Linked DNA regions of Homo sapiens: region 2 is linked to region 1. A link is a contact called in ENCODE Hi-C or POLR2A ChIA-PET data. All regions are on one chromosome and are shown on one strand. The core of a region is the stretch at or near the end of the contact, and the rest is flanking DNA. Distances in the headings are between cores, read along the strand shown.

Region 1 (7,521 bases), core at 2,384-4,883:
TGGCTGTTGTGATTGGTCAGTTCTCATGCCAAAATGTTTAAAAGATACTACAAATATCACTCTTGCTGGCATGTCATTTAAGCAGGTCTCCAAGGAAGTAAGGCCAGAAGCCATGGGGGTATGTGGAGCAAAGTATTCCAGGCAGAGGAAACATCAAATGCAATGGCCCAGAGGCTGGAGCGTGCTTGGTGTAGTCCAGGAAGAGCAAGAGGCCGCTGTGGCTCCAGCGTGGTGACCAAGCCTTCCGGAATGTAGCAGATAAAGTCAGAGTTGTAAGGGGAGTTGTGGATCACATAAGGCCTTATAGGCCATTTATATCCATTATTTCTTGCCACAATAATTCTGTATTTAAAAAAAAATCAAGCGGCTTAAATCAATAAGCATCTTCTACTGCTCATAAGACTATCTATGGTTCAGCTGAACTCTGATGATCTTGACAAGGCTCAGCTTACCTCAGCTGGTCTTGCACATTGAGGATCAGGTGTTGGCTTGGCTCAAAGCTGGCTAGTCCGGGGTGGTCTCATTCCCATATCTGACTGTTGACTGGCTGCCAGCTAGGACATGTGACTAGACCACATGTCTCTCATCATCCTGAAGGCTGGCCCAGGCTTGTTTACATGGGGACGGCAGGGTTCCAAGATGCCCAGAGGTGGCACATTGTCATTTATGCTGCATTCTGCAGGTCAAAGAAAATCACAGGGCCTGCCCAGATTCAAGGGGTGAGGAATAGACTCCACCTTTTGCTGGGAGGGGCTATACAGTGGCTTTGCAAGGGAGGCAGATACAGGAAGGGGTGGATAATTGCAGCTGTTTATGCAATCAATTTACTCACCATTGTAAAGACTTTGACTTTTATCCCAAGTATTAAAGGATGCCATTAAAATTTGGAGGAAAAGTGGGTTGTCATATGATTCGCTTTACATGTAAAGTGATTCCTCTGGCAATTGTGTTGAGCATAGACTATAGGGGGTAGGGACAGAGGCAGGGACACAGGTTAGGAAGTGTTGTGACAAACTGGGAGGGAGAATGGTGACCTGGGAAGTGATGCTAGTGGTGGAGTTGATAAGAAGTAGCATATTTTGGATTAGGTTACAGTTGAGCCAATGACTTATGTGTTAATTAGAGAAAGAGAGGTGTCAAGGATGGCTCTAGGGCTTTTGGCCTGTGCAGCTAGTAAAGTAGAGTGGCCATCAACTGAAATGGAGAAAGTGATGGGCAAAGTAGGCTTGTGAGGAAAAACTCAGAGCTTCTTTTGGACATACAGAACTTCATATATCTATTAAACATCAAAGTGGCAATGTCGGTTACGCAGTTAGACATGCTAGCCTGGATTTGGGATGGAGAAATAAATGTGGGAGTTGTTGGCATGTGGATGGTGTTTAAAGGCATGAGAGCAAATGAAATCACCGAGGGAGAGAGGGTAGTTCGGGAAGAAAAGAAGACAAAGGACTGAGTCCTGGAGCCCTCCAATGTGAAGAGGAAAAAGCTTCAAAGCCTCTGAGCAGCAACAACCAATGAGATTGAGGGAAAGGCAAGAGGTGTGGTATTGTGGAAGCCATGTGTGGAAGGCACATGAAAGAGGAGTAGCTGCATGACCACCACATTGAGCTTCCGGCTGAGGAATTCTTGGAAGACGGAGGGCTCTGGGTGCTTCTCTGGAATGAAGATACGTCTTTCCTCAATCTTATGTATATTAATAGAAAAACATATGGTCTTAATCTTTGCCAGAGGATGTCCATGAAAAACAGGGAAGTTGATCTGCTGCAGAGGAGGGGCCCTTTCACGTCCTTTTGCTAGAATTCTCCACGGGGCTGTTTCCAGCTCCCAGGACAGGAACCTCAGCCCCACTGCTGTGCAGCAGCCTGTGCTTCTCCACAGGAAAGAGAAGCACCACTGCTTGGAATGTTGTAGACACCAGGAAATGTTGGGTAAAGAGCAAGGGAATGAATGAAGGAATGAATGAGTAAATCAAGAGTAACCATGGTTAGAAGCTGTGGTTTACAAAAGAGAAAATGAAATAAACCAGGCAAATATTGGGGCCTGAGAAAGAAAAAAAAATGTGGGTGGCTTGAAGTAAAAAGTTTTCTGTAAGATTTGCATTGTTCACCACCAAGGCCTCTACCCGCTGAGACCTTCTCACCCTCTACCCCACCCTCAGAGACCCAGCTCCCCATTCCCTGTCCTAACTCTGCAAGAGTTCCTGGTTCTTCCTGAGAGGTAGATGGTCATTAAACATGGGGGAAAACAACCTAGATTTAAAGTGCAGAAATCAGCTGGATTATAATCTGAGTTTCATGAGATCGTTGTGAAGATTTTTCTACAATGAGGTTTATGAAAACATCTTGTAAACTCTAAAGTGCTATCCAAATGGAAGGACATGTATTTATTTTCCAGAGGTTAGCACAGGAAATATTCACTGTCAAATAGTGTCAGAAGGGAAAAGAGAGAGCTAAAAGATAGCTTCACACCAAGGGAAATGCAAGGTGGAGGCATAGACTTAGGAGAAAGGTAGCAAAGTCAAAAGAGAAGAGCTAGTTGCAAGACTGCAGCCATAAATTGTGTTGGGATAATGCCTTTACTCCCAACTCTTTAGTGAACTCACTGCATTGATGAGATTTGTGGCTCAAGTGGATTTGATTTACCCCCAAGTAAATTGGCAGCTTTGAGGTAGATGACATGCGATAAGGGAGGCCACGTAGTCTCAGGAGTGGAAGCTCTGAGAATGCTTAGGAAGTGAGGCTGGGAGACAGTATAGCAAAGAGCTTTTGATGGACACTCACTGTGAAGTAGAATTCAGGCCAAAGAGTAGGAGAATCTCTGAGGGGAAAGCAAGCCTAGAGCGGAATTTAAGTCACACACTTGTATACAGTAGGGAGTGAAAGATTTGGTATATATAATAGATGCTGTAGGACCTCAAATGAGATGACTAGAGTAATATCTAGAAGGGATTCATTGAAGAAACACTTTCTCATTTTCTACCTTCTCTCCTATGCCCCTAAATCTATTACCATCTTTGTTTCCCTGTCATCCTCTCTCTTTTCCTTTTGTCCTGCCTGTGCCTGAAGGTGTCTATGGTTTTAAAGATTGAGTCTAAACAGCGGTCTCACCAACGCCCTCCCTGGGTCACTCCCCTCCTTTGCCAGAGCCGGCATTGGCACTGCTGGGAAAGAACTCTGCGCAATGCAAGGCAGACTGCATGGACTCGTGCCTGACCCTATCCCCACCCCATTCCCATGCCATACTATTCACCCTGTCAGACAAAAAGGAAAAATGCTGGCACCATGCAGATGATCCAGAACAATGTCCACAGTTTCCAATATAAACTGTGCAGCTCAGGGCTCCCACCCTGCCGAGCGTCCAGTAACTTTTGCTGAGCCATCCAAGCCCAAGGGAAAATAACCCACTGTGAAAGAACAAAGGCAGCCTTAGCTCAGGCCTGTCCCCACCAGTCAGGAGAGGCAGGCGACAGCACCTCTGGGCCAGTGCGGTCCCTGGAGGGCGGCCAAACAGGCTGTTCTGAGCATGACAAGGCAAGGGAGGGGCCCAAGAGGCCCCAGTCAATGAGAAATAGATCTGCCTGAGAAATAATAATGAATGAAAAGGCGCAGTGACAAAGCCTTGCCTCCGAGCTGGTTTGGCACACCCTCAGATCTAATGATATGTTCAGAAAGAAAAATCCACAGGCAAGATTTGGAATCCTTTAAGCCAACTAGTCATCCACAAACAGGCCCAATGATCTTGGTTTTACCAGCAGGCATTCCAAGAAAGGGCTCTTGGGCCTGACAGCTGTCCTTCTTCAACAGGCTCAGCACTTGTCAGTGCTGGAATGTGAAATAGCCTATTTGGGAGCAGAGGGATGGACTAGATGAACCTATGAGCTCACGTAATTCCAGGTCAAACAGGCAGTGAGAATGAGACTAGTACCTGTGACTGTGAAAAGACATACTGGTGAGGGAATAGAAGCAAAGATCAGAAGGAGGGGTCAGGAGGAGCAGGGTCTTTTTCAGTTCTCAAATATTTGCTGAGCTTTCCTTGAGACTTGAGAGCTGAGCACAGTGAGGTTAGGGGACAAAAATAACAGATGCCACCCCACTCTCAGAGTGCTTATGAGATTATCTACCTAAAAGTGCCTTAAAAAACATTTTAAGGGGGTCAGAGAGTATTATTGTCATTACCAAAGATGCCTGGAGATCATCTGACTCTGGATCCAAGTCTGATAGCTTGGTGGAGCTGCTTGGAAGTGGGTATTGAGTTTGTGAAGGCTTGCGTGGGTTCAGGCTCAGCAAAAGGAATGCGTTGATTCATTAGTGCTGTTTGTAATGGATAGAAGGGAATGCTACATATCCAATGACCTGAGTTCCAATCTAATTTGGCCTATTTTACAAATAAAACAGCTGAGTTCCGGGAAGAGGAGATGGCAAAGTTGAACAAAATGGGCACTAGATTGTCACAGCTAAGCCTTCGCTCACCCTGCCCTGGGAGAGCAGGACAGATGAGCAAACTCCAGGAGATGCCGGCGATGCCACACAATCGCACAATCGTAGGGAGGAAGAGAGAAAGGAAGGGAGGGGCTGGGAAGGCTTCTAGAGGCCACAAAGCAGCACCATGTAAACACATACGTGGTTTCCAATGAAACAACAGCTCCCACTTAACCCTCCTTCTCTTTTCCTGACCATGGAAGGTTGAGGTTAGGTTGCCAGGAAAGTGGCAAAACTTTCCCATAGATCCTACCCTGGGTTGAACTTTGAAAGAGTATTATAGATTTCTTAAGAAGTGAAGTGTTACAGGCCACAGTTTATGATGATTAGGTGAGAGTTAAAGCACACATTTTATTCTACATCATAATAGAGCTAGTTGTATACCAGTCCCTCTTTGTGAAATTAAAGATTTCATGAAGATATTATCCCTGCATTACCCAGCAACTAATAAAATTGTATAAAGAGTAGGCATACAGTGAATATTTATGAATTAGACAAATAAATGAAGACATTATTAATATCATTTTTAGGGAATCCAAAGATTAGCAGTTAATCTTCCAGCCAGGAGAGAAAACAAAAACACACTTGTAGTATTAAGTTTATTAAATTATGGAACTGCTCACTCAGCCATTCCAGCCAAGGAGCAAATAATCATAATCATAATCACTAACATTTATTGAAGAATTACCATGTGTTTTATGAGAATAAATACGTCAGGACAGATTAATTGTTTTAACAAGCAATTCTAAAATATCAGTAGTTAAACCATAATCCAATACAGATTGAGAGGGGCAGAGCGGGGAGTGCTATGCTCCAGTCATTCAAGGACCCAGGCTCCTTCCATACAGTGGCTCTGCCTTCTCTGAACCCTAGAGTTCTCTTCTGGATCCTCTGAATCTACCAGTAGATGAGGAAAGAGAGGGTATAGAGGATTATAAGGAAGGTTTTGGGGATAAGCCTTCGATAATGTAGCCTATATCTCTTCTATCCACATTCCATTCATCAGAGCTTAGTCACAAAGCCTCACTTAGATGCAAGGAAGTTGGGAAATGTAGTCTATTGGTGACTCATGAAGAAAAGGGAAAAGGTTGTTGGGTATCTAGCAAGTCTCAGCCACAAAGCATTATCTCATTTAGTGCTCAAGACAGCCTGATAAGGCAGATGTGATTTTTATTCCCATTTTGCAGATGAGAAACTTGAGGCTCAGAAATTAAAATAATTCCCAATATCACACATCTAATAAATGACAGAATTGAAAGTTGGTCCTAGATCTGACTCTAAAGCATATATTCTAGACCCACTAAGTTATGGACCTTCATAACTGAGGTTTTTCTCTTTTCCTTCCTATTTTTCTCTTTTCCTTCCTCACTACACAGACTCTCACCATGTTGATTTTGGCTCTCCTGGATCTAAACTGCTGATAATACTTAGCTATTTGGCATCAGAATATACATTATCTTATCTATTTTCCATTGCACTTCCATGTGGTAGGTATTATTAGCTCTATTTTACCAGAGAGGAAGCTGAGATTGGATGGGTTACATAACTTGGCCAAGATCAAACAGCTAATGAGAGGCACATTTGAACATAGTTGAATGCTGTACTGTGTCTTGCTCCTTGGCCTGGAACTTTGGAAGGCCTTTCCCTAAAAAATGTTTTTAATGACAAAAAATAAAATTGAATCCTAAAAAATGCAACAATCCACTTTCCCACAGAGCATCCCAGAGTGGTTGGCATCTGCAAGGTCAGAGGCCTCAAAACTGAGGTCAGACAAGCTTTTGATTCTTCAGGTCTGAATCCGTCCACAAGGTGGGAATATCAAATAAATTTTTCAGCTTCTGACCTTATTAATTGTAATTAGACTGGCATATCAATGCTTAAAGAGGTTCTTCCCAGCCGAAACCGTCCAGGAAATGAAGAGTCAGATAAATAACAAGGCTGACGCAAGGCTAGGGAAATACTCCAGACTCAACTAGGGGGTGGTCTCTCCAAGCCAACAGCATTATTCATGGCTGGGTCACTGGGTGCTGATGAGGAATCAACAGCTAGAGCAAGATTTGCCTGCTGGGCTCTCTTCTTTCCTCTCCCATCCTCACCCCTATCCTGACCTGCCTACCCTCCTCTCTCCTTGAACTATCCACTTGCACTGAGTTTCTTTATCACACCCTCTCCAGGCACTCAGGAGCCATCAGACATCATGTACTGCTCCCTGAGAGGGAAAAACAGGAAATGAATCTAATTAAAACTGCTGCACTGTAAAGAAGGAATTAATGATAAGAACAATAATGCAATCTGAGGACTTGGGCAAATTGGGCAGATAAAAGGAAAAAAAAAAACAACAGCAGATTATGAGTCTTTGAGGCAGTTGACGCTACAATATCTTCAATCATGCAAGCTGCACTGGTCATAGGAGCACACTGCAGAGCCCCAGAGCCTTGGAACTCCAGCTCCCTCCCTTCCCAATACCCTCCCAGGCGGAATTTTTCCCTTGACTACAGCCTCAGATTTTTCTTCCTAAGGATCTTGAACCCCATTATTTACTCTCAGGCCAGTCTTCATGGGATTGACTGTCACCAGCAGTGACAATCTATGAAGATGTAATAATCCTCCATGTTGGAATCTTTGAGATCATCTACTCCCATACCCAGGGAGGCAACCAGGGCCAGACAGTTTAAATGACTGGCCCAAAGGCAAACTGCTGGTTAGGAAGGGAGCCAGGACACTCAGGCCTACAGCCTTCAAGCTTGGAGAGTCTTTTTGCTAGACCACACTTTGGTGTGCAACTCCAGGTACATGAATTGGTAACAGATTCTACTCTATTATTCATTTTTTTTAAAAATCCTACCAAGATGTCTTGGTCAAAGTTTCCCTTTACTGCTTCTTGCTGGATGCCCAAGAAGCTGGTGGTATCTTTTTCTGTATCAGGTGAACTATAAACCTCTTCTCCTTCCCTTTCAGGCTCTTCCAGGAACCTGGGTTTTGTAATTTCCCATTTCTCCCAATCTAAACTACCTACCTATTTTGCCACCTACCTAAAGAGTCT
Region 2 (7,521 bases), core at 3,170-5,669, 67 kb before region 1:
CCAGTTTCCAATTCTGCTTTGGAGATATTATTTAATTTCTCTGCTATTTAATCCATTTTATTTATCTGTGAAATGAAAATAAAAGTTGCATCTACCACAGAGGTTCTTATGAAAACTGAGAAATAATCCACAAAAAGTAAAAAATAATAGCTGTTATCATTTTATTCTTGTAACTTTTGTTTTCTTGATCAGACTATAAAATCTTAAAGGGGAAAAAACCTTATTCACCTTCTTATCATAGATAATCTTAGCTGATGGCCAGTAAATTTGTAAGACACGAATATTTTCTGTACTTCTTCTATCTCAATTAGTTTATACTGTTTGTAAGGGCTTTATCATGTTCAGCTTTGTATTGGAGTTTATTAATGTATCTTATCTGTCCTTCTCCTTTGCAAAGTGCTTTCTGAAACATCACTCAAAAAATACCATGTAAGTAAATGGAATAATACCAACCACGTAAGTTAATGGAAAAATACCACGTAAGTAAATGGAATAATACCAAAAAAATCAAAGGTTCTTCATAGCATAGAGTCAGGATATCTCTCTTGATAACTGACTAAAATGTTGCATTTAAGATTGACAAATTCAATTCTCCTTCTTGAGAAGTGATCCTTTAAAAATTTGAAATCACCAAAGGAGCAAATTATGAGCAGAAGCCCTTTTCTTGCGTTACATGACATACGTCCTTATGTTGCACTGACTAGGCCATGTGCAAGCCACATCTTGTGACCACCATAGTCCCTGTCCTCTCCATCTAAAGAAACAAAGCAGGCAGTTAGAAACAGGTTTCTTTTTTGTTTCAAATGATGTCATTCAGGTCCAGCACCAGGGATCTGCTGTCTGTTCTCATTTTTTCTGTGCTGAGAAGCTCTCTTGGCTCTCTCTTGACATTGGCACAACAGAGGCTGAGAGCTGGGAGGGAGATTGAAAGGGCTGATATACCACCAGCTCTAAAAACACATGACAGCAGAAAGCCAGGCTATTACTAATGCTGATCAGCTCAGAGGCAATGCAATCAAAACCTTCAATTACACCTGGGTGATTTAATCAACTCCCTGTCAAACTCAGGCTGGAACTCCTCTGGTACTGTACAAATACAGTAATTACCATGCCAGCTTGCAATAAGATATCATTTCAGAGGATTAGAAAACACATTCTGTTGTCAATTACCAACAGCCAATTTATAGGCCCCGAAACAAACAATATTTTTTAATTGCTGCCTTTGTGTCATTATCACAAAATTACTTCTGTTATGAGGCATTAAATCATCTCAGCGATGTTGATAGTGGGGGCGGGGGGAGATTAAAAAGTTTTCACTCTGTTCTTTCCTGACAAAATGGGAATAGAAGCATAAAACTTGTATCCCGCTGTGTTGAATTTTGTAATGAAAAACAATCAAAAAACCCCAGAGATTCTCAACTACGCAAACAATCATAAACAAATCTTGAAGCTACATGAGCAGATCAGAGAGCAGGAAGTCAGGAGTCAGATTTATTTTGACTTGTACTTTTTCTGTATCCCTGGCCTCATTTTTCCATATGCCTATCTTCCAAGCCTTATTTTTTTAGAGGTATTTATTCCTTTTGAAAGTGTGTTTCAGGTCTACTGCCATACCACCCTGAAAGCACCCGATCTCGTCTGATCTCCGGAGCTAAGTAGGGTTGGTCCTGGTTAGTACTTGGATGAAAGTGTGTTTCAGTTGATCCCAAATGTGGCAACTGTCACTGGAGATGTGCAGATTTGAATTCTTTCTACTTTACCCACCCCCTCCCAAGCCCATGTATTCAGACCAAAGAATTGGGCCTTGCCGGCGCCACTCAGCTCCTTCACAATGTTCCTAGGATTCATCTTTTCCTGATGCAAAGGGAACACCGGACCCACCCCTGCTGATTCCTTCAACCTACCCCATTCTAGCCCAAATATATCTTGCTTGAGTTAGTTTAAAATGGAGGCACTTTTATTTTACCAGACAGCAGAGTGTAGGAAAAATGTTTTTAGTGTTTATTATTGCTATTACTTACTACTAATAATAGCAACACTCGACAGCACATAAAATGTCCCAAACATTGTTCTAAATGCTTTATAAATATTATATTAACCCTATAAAGTACATATGGTTATGTTCCCACTTCACAAATGAGGAGTGATGCATTGAATGGTTGAAGTTTTTGGCTGCAGTGATATAGTGGAAAGGACATTGGATATGTCTCAGGAAGAACTGGACTTGAATCTCAACACTGCCACTTAGTAGTTGTGTCACAGTCAGCCAATTATATACCCACTCTTAGCTTTATTTTCCTTATCTTCGAAAAGGAGAAAATAGTAACGATAATGTTTATTAGGAATGCCATGCATTCTTTTACATGTTCTACATTATTTAATCATCACAATGACTCTGTTGGGTAAAAACTAAACAGTTATTTTATAGATGATGAAGCTGAGGCGTAAAGAAGTAGAGTAACTTGGTCAAAGTTACACAGCAAGGAAGTGTTAGAGTTCCTAAAGTCCCTCTCTTAACCATTACCCTACACTGCCTCTTCAGTGAGCCGTTTCCCTTCTAATATCGACTATCTCTTGGTAAGTCCTCTTTGTTAACATCCAGATCTAGATCCCTAATTTCCTACTATGCATCACCACTTGGACAGTGTCCCAGCCATCTCAAAGTCCACATGTCCTAACTTGAAGCTACTATTATCTAGGCCTGCTCAGTCTTCATTACTTTCTCTTTCCTGGAATGAATACCTCCCATCTCCATCTTCCTGGTTGTCCAAGCCAAAGACTTAAACATGCTCCTTGGCCAACACCTCTCAGTTGGATAATTGCTATGGTCGACGATTGGTACCTCTGATTCTAATCATGCCACTTTCAATTACACATAGATACCTCACCAGCCACTCTCTGCTCCTGGTCTATCAGTGAATTAGAAATTATCATCGAGATAAACTCTATCATCTAAAGTCCCTGCAGACCACTTTGCTTCCTTACAAGTAATGGCTTTATCTTTTCTTCAAGTTTCTACATTCTCCTTTCTGGTTTGGTCTCACAAACCAAGGTGGTATATTTGGTTCCCCCAGGATTGTATGCTTTTCCTCATGGTCTGCTTTCCTCCCTTAAATTTAGGAGGTATTCAAAGGAGAAAAACATTTCTGTGATCCACCTTGGCATATATTCTGACTTACTTAGACACTATCCAATTAGGGGTTGAAAGTGTTAAAAAAAAAAGTAGGAAATTTCAAAGATTTGCATCAGAATGAATGAACCATAGAATTTTAAACCTGGAAAACATCATATAGCTCAGCTGGTCAAACCCACTCATCCCTTGGAAGAGGAAAAGTGACACTAAGGTTAGGCTGGGATGAACGTGATAGGTGAAGTTGGTGGGATGTCAAAGTTCCTCAAAACCACACGAACACGTACATAGCAAGGAAGCTGAGTCCTAACTCCCTGCAGCTCACAGCCCAGGGCTCTGCTTTTGAGACACATCTTCTCTCAGTAAAGGCATAGATCTCGGTGCTCTCTGCCTGACTATTGTTTCCTGGTCCTTTCCAAGTGGAGAGTTATTTCCCAAATGGTATTCCTCAAGATATCCTATGGAAACAACAAAATTTATTCCGTGGTTAGGTATCATTGTTAAATTGCCTATGACATCCCCTTCTGAGAAAGACAAATTGAACATTGGCATGTTAAAAATTGCGCAATATAGAATGATGTTAATTTTTAAAAAATACCTAATTTCTCAAACTTACGGACCATAGATTCCCCACTCTGTTTTGGGATTTAGTATTAATCAAAATCTCATGAAATTAAAATGAAAGAGACGGTGATGATTTAGTCACTAGTCACATTTCAGGTGCACAGTAGCTACATGTGGTTGGTGACCACTCAATTGGACAATACAGACTTAGATAATTAAGCCAATTAAACTAATACTTAAATGATAAAACTCATAGCACTATTTTGCTACTACTTCCATATAGTGATTTTGCCTATTCGCAGTTCCTTCAATGCCAGGCCCCAAAGAAGGAATTATCATGGAAGATAATTCAGGCACTGTGCCATGCTGGAAATATTTTGAATAGAGCCTGTGGGTGAATCGTAAAACTGTAACAGGTAGATCCCCAACAAACACATGGATCTGGGACACCCCTCCCGGGATATTTATGTTTAAAAGGAGTGTCTTATCTTCTCACCCCCAGTTCCTAGAATCTGCCCTGGTTACTGGTTGTGCAAATAGCTGGCTCCATCCGTCATGTTAATGCCATACCAAGGAGTTGGCAAGAGCAAAACGTGCTACTTCTTGCCTCAGGATGATAGAACTTAGATTTGCCACCATGGCATCTGGCCAATTCTGTGAAGGATGCCCTTGAAAGTGCTCCTCCCCACAGAGAAGGAATGAAAGAGAACAAAAATAAATAGCACTAGGTGGACTCATAAAACTTGTCAAAATCTCTCAAGCATGGCATATTTGATGATTCATGGGGTTTGCAAAGCATTACCAGATTAAAACAAGGAATGTCATGCAGAGCCGTCATTCTATGGCTTCAGAACCCTGCATGGCAACAAAATCCTAATATTGGAAGTGTTGGTTAGGGGAACGGTGTGTACCTTCCTCACCACCCACACCATTCTAAGGCAGGACAATGCTCATCAGCAGAGCAGTGATAGTTACCAGTTTTCCTTTATTCTTTATCCAGAGACAAAGACTTTACACACTTCCTCTGGAAATTTGTTGAGAAATAATTTGCTCAAATTTCTCTCCCTGAAGATTGAGCCCATTTCCTCTCATGCAGTCATCAGCGGGAAGGGAGAAGCACAGATTCATCATCCCACTTATTCTAACCCTTCACAATTTCAGAGACAGTTGTGATAAAGCAATTTTCCTAGGGCTGTCTCTTTTCTGTAATTTTAATGTTAACCCCTTTATTCACACACAGTTAAAATACACTGCATTTCCACTCTCTGCACATTCTCACTCAATATGATACCTTCGCTTTTCTGATCTGTGACCGGCCATTGCACTTAATTAACCAACGGAAAACAATAGGGCCTTTTCGTACCCAGGCGTTGGACTGAGATGATTCTTGGAGAGACAGATTAATCAGCCCATGAATTCAGCCTAATCAGCTGCTAGAGAAAGACTTAACACTCTGATGATTCCATGGCTGCCACATGGAGAGTTTATTATTAATTTACAACTGCATGCCTGACTATGAAGTCAGTGGGTGAAGCCTCTTCTGTGATTGCAACGCTTACAGCCAAACCCCTCACCCACAACCATTTTTTACAATGTTATTTTAAAAAGATTTTCTATTTTCCTTTCCTTTTAACAAATATTTATTGCATGTCTACAATATGCCAGGCACCGTAGTAGGCGCTGGAGAGAAAATAATGAACAAAACAGAGTCTCTGCCATTGATTATAGCCTACTGAAGGACATAGAGAGTAACAAAAGATCACAAATCTATTATGTGTATATACTAAGGGATTAGACCTAGTAAGGACTAACGGTAGAGGTCACGAAAAGCTTTCTCAAAGAAATACTTAGCTGAGATCTGAAGGAGAAGAAGCTAATTAAGTAAAGGGGAACGGGTTCACTGAAAAATGAAACAAACTGTGCAAAGGCCCTGTGGTGGGGAGTGGCATGGTGTGATAATACAAGATCACTGAAGTCCACATGCAGCAAGGAAAGGGAGACATTGCAAGTCCTTTGAATCCGTCTAAGGATTTTGGTCTTAAACCCATGAGTAATGTGAAGCCATTGACATTTTTTAGGCAATAGGAGGCCAATGGAATGCTTTATACTAAAATAGAAATTGACCATGCCCTTTTTCAACTCCAAACTGTTAATGACTTATTATAGCCCACATAATGAACTTTCAACTTATTACTGCCATATTAAAATCCTCTGTATTCTGTCCCCAGACTTTTTCCCTGCCTCGTATTCCCTGGTACTTTCCTACTTGCCTTCATACACAGTGGACCCTAGGTCTTAGCCATATTGTTCACTGAACTTGCCACATACCTCTGGAACTCTGTGCCTTTGCTTACATTGTATCTTCAGCCCAAGATGAATGTACTGCATGCCCTTTGAAGGCAGGAATGATGTCCTATTCACACATGTCCTTGGTGCCTAGAACACCTTGGTGCCTAGACACATAATGGAATCTTAATAAATGTTGGTAGAATGGGTGAAATAATGAATGCCTTTACTGCTTCATTCACCTGTTGATATTCTGCCCATGTTTAAAAGGCCTAACTGCACATTTACCGCTTCTGTAAAATCTTACCTTATTCTCTAAGTTGGAATAAATTGGTTCTATCTTGCTGCTACCATAGGTCATTGTTTCTATTGGTTGTATCACTATTTTAACAATTATGTCCTGTATGAAAGAACAGATGCAGGGAAACACAAGCTGCATCCCCATCTCAAGAACACTCTGCAAACATGGATACTTTGAATGAGGGTCCTCAGGTAATTAGGGAGAAAGCAATGTGGCCAGAGACTTTGAAACTGTCAGCCATGTCTTTTGATACTAGTGAGGTTCTATCTCATCTTACTAGTCTTCTTAACCTTGACCTAAATTGTGTCTGGTGAGATTAAGACATGTCAGAGTATATTTGGCAGGTTGGATGGATGACTCTGCCAACAATCTATTTGCATGAAAGACTATGAGAGAACTTAGGCCAAGGGCAAAGTCAGACTGACAAATGGACTCTAAGGCACTAGAGGCAGAGAAGAGGGATAATTCTAAGAAGAAGGTGATATTTCTCATAGGATTTATCTCCTGGGCCAGTCCTCATGGCTCCTTTCTGAGTTCCGTGGGGTGCGGGTTATGAGGGAGTGTCAGGTATTCAGATACTCAGGAAGAGCTGTTTCATGGATGCTTTGCAAGGCACAGGGATATGGAAGCTTGCCATGTGGCAGCACCAAGAGCTACAGAGGTCTGTATGCCTGAGGTCACTCCTCTCTTAATTGTCCTGATGACCAACAAAAAGAGTCTAGCTCCAGGCACGCTGAGGTTGAGGGAGCTTTTGAAGTTGGAGTACAGGCAACAAAAGATATGGGAGGGCACCTAAATCTCTCTGATTATTACCTTGGGCCTGGTAGGGGCCTTAACGTCTCCCATGACCGATGTTTTGTTATAACGTTGATGAGAAAAAAAATCAATTCCTGGTTGGCGCCACTGTCTGTGTGGAGTTTACAGGTTCCCACATTCTCCCCATGTCTGCCTGAATTTTCTCTGAGTACTCCAGTTTCCTCCTACATCCCAAAGCTGTGCACATCAGGTTCACCTGGTGTGTCTGAATCGTCTCAGTGTGAATGAGTGTGAGTGTGTATGTGAATGTGCCCTGTGATGGAATGGCATCCTGTCTGAGTTGGTTCCCGTCTTGCACCCTGAGCTGCTGGATAGGCTCCAGTCACCTGCTACTCTGAACTGGAAAAATTGGGTAAATAATTGTCTCACTTGTTCTATCAATCTTTCTTAAATGTATATATAATTCACATTTATTTCAATGTTT

What was found. A loop is a pair of places that touch in the nucleus more often than their neighbours do. ChIA-PET counts read pairs that join two places held with the same protein, here RNA polymerase II (POLR2A). Pooled maps may share reads with other maps.
Region 2: a map of mammary epithelial cell shows a loop between it and region 1 (4-fold over the local background). The contact joins two enhancer-like sites. A Hi-C loop is called at or near these places in 2 of 168 maps with a recorded cell type or tissue (HCT116 and mammary epithelial cell) and 1 of 50 pooled maps. POLR2A ChIA-PET finds 5 or more read pairs at or near these places in 5 of 52 experiments (GM12878, MCF 10A, OCI-LY7 and 2 more).

What each region holds. Positions count from the first base shown.
Region 1 is chr11:95,449,948-95,457,468 of GRCh38, reverse strand. No RefSeq gene overlaps it. Among named protein-coding and RNA genes, the nearest start is that of SESN3, 220 kb to the right of the region's middle. Within about 2 kb of position 3,633, at least 9 of the 41 ENCODE cell types and tissues checked have a DNase peak (open chromatin) inside an H3K27ac peak, as active enhancers do; they include mammary epithelial cell, where a contact is called at or near this core.
Region 2 is chr11:95,518,214-95,525,734 of GRCh38, reverse strand. No RefSeq gene overlaps it. Among named protein-coding and RNA genes, the nearest start is that of FAM76B, 270 kb to the left of the region's middle. Within about 2 kb of position 4,419, at least 2 of the 41 ENCODE cell types and tissues checked have a DNase peak (open chromatin) inside an H3K27ac peak, as active enhancers do; they include mammary epithelial cell, where a contact is called at or near this core.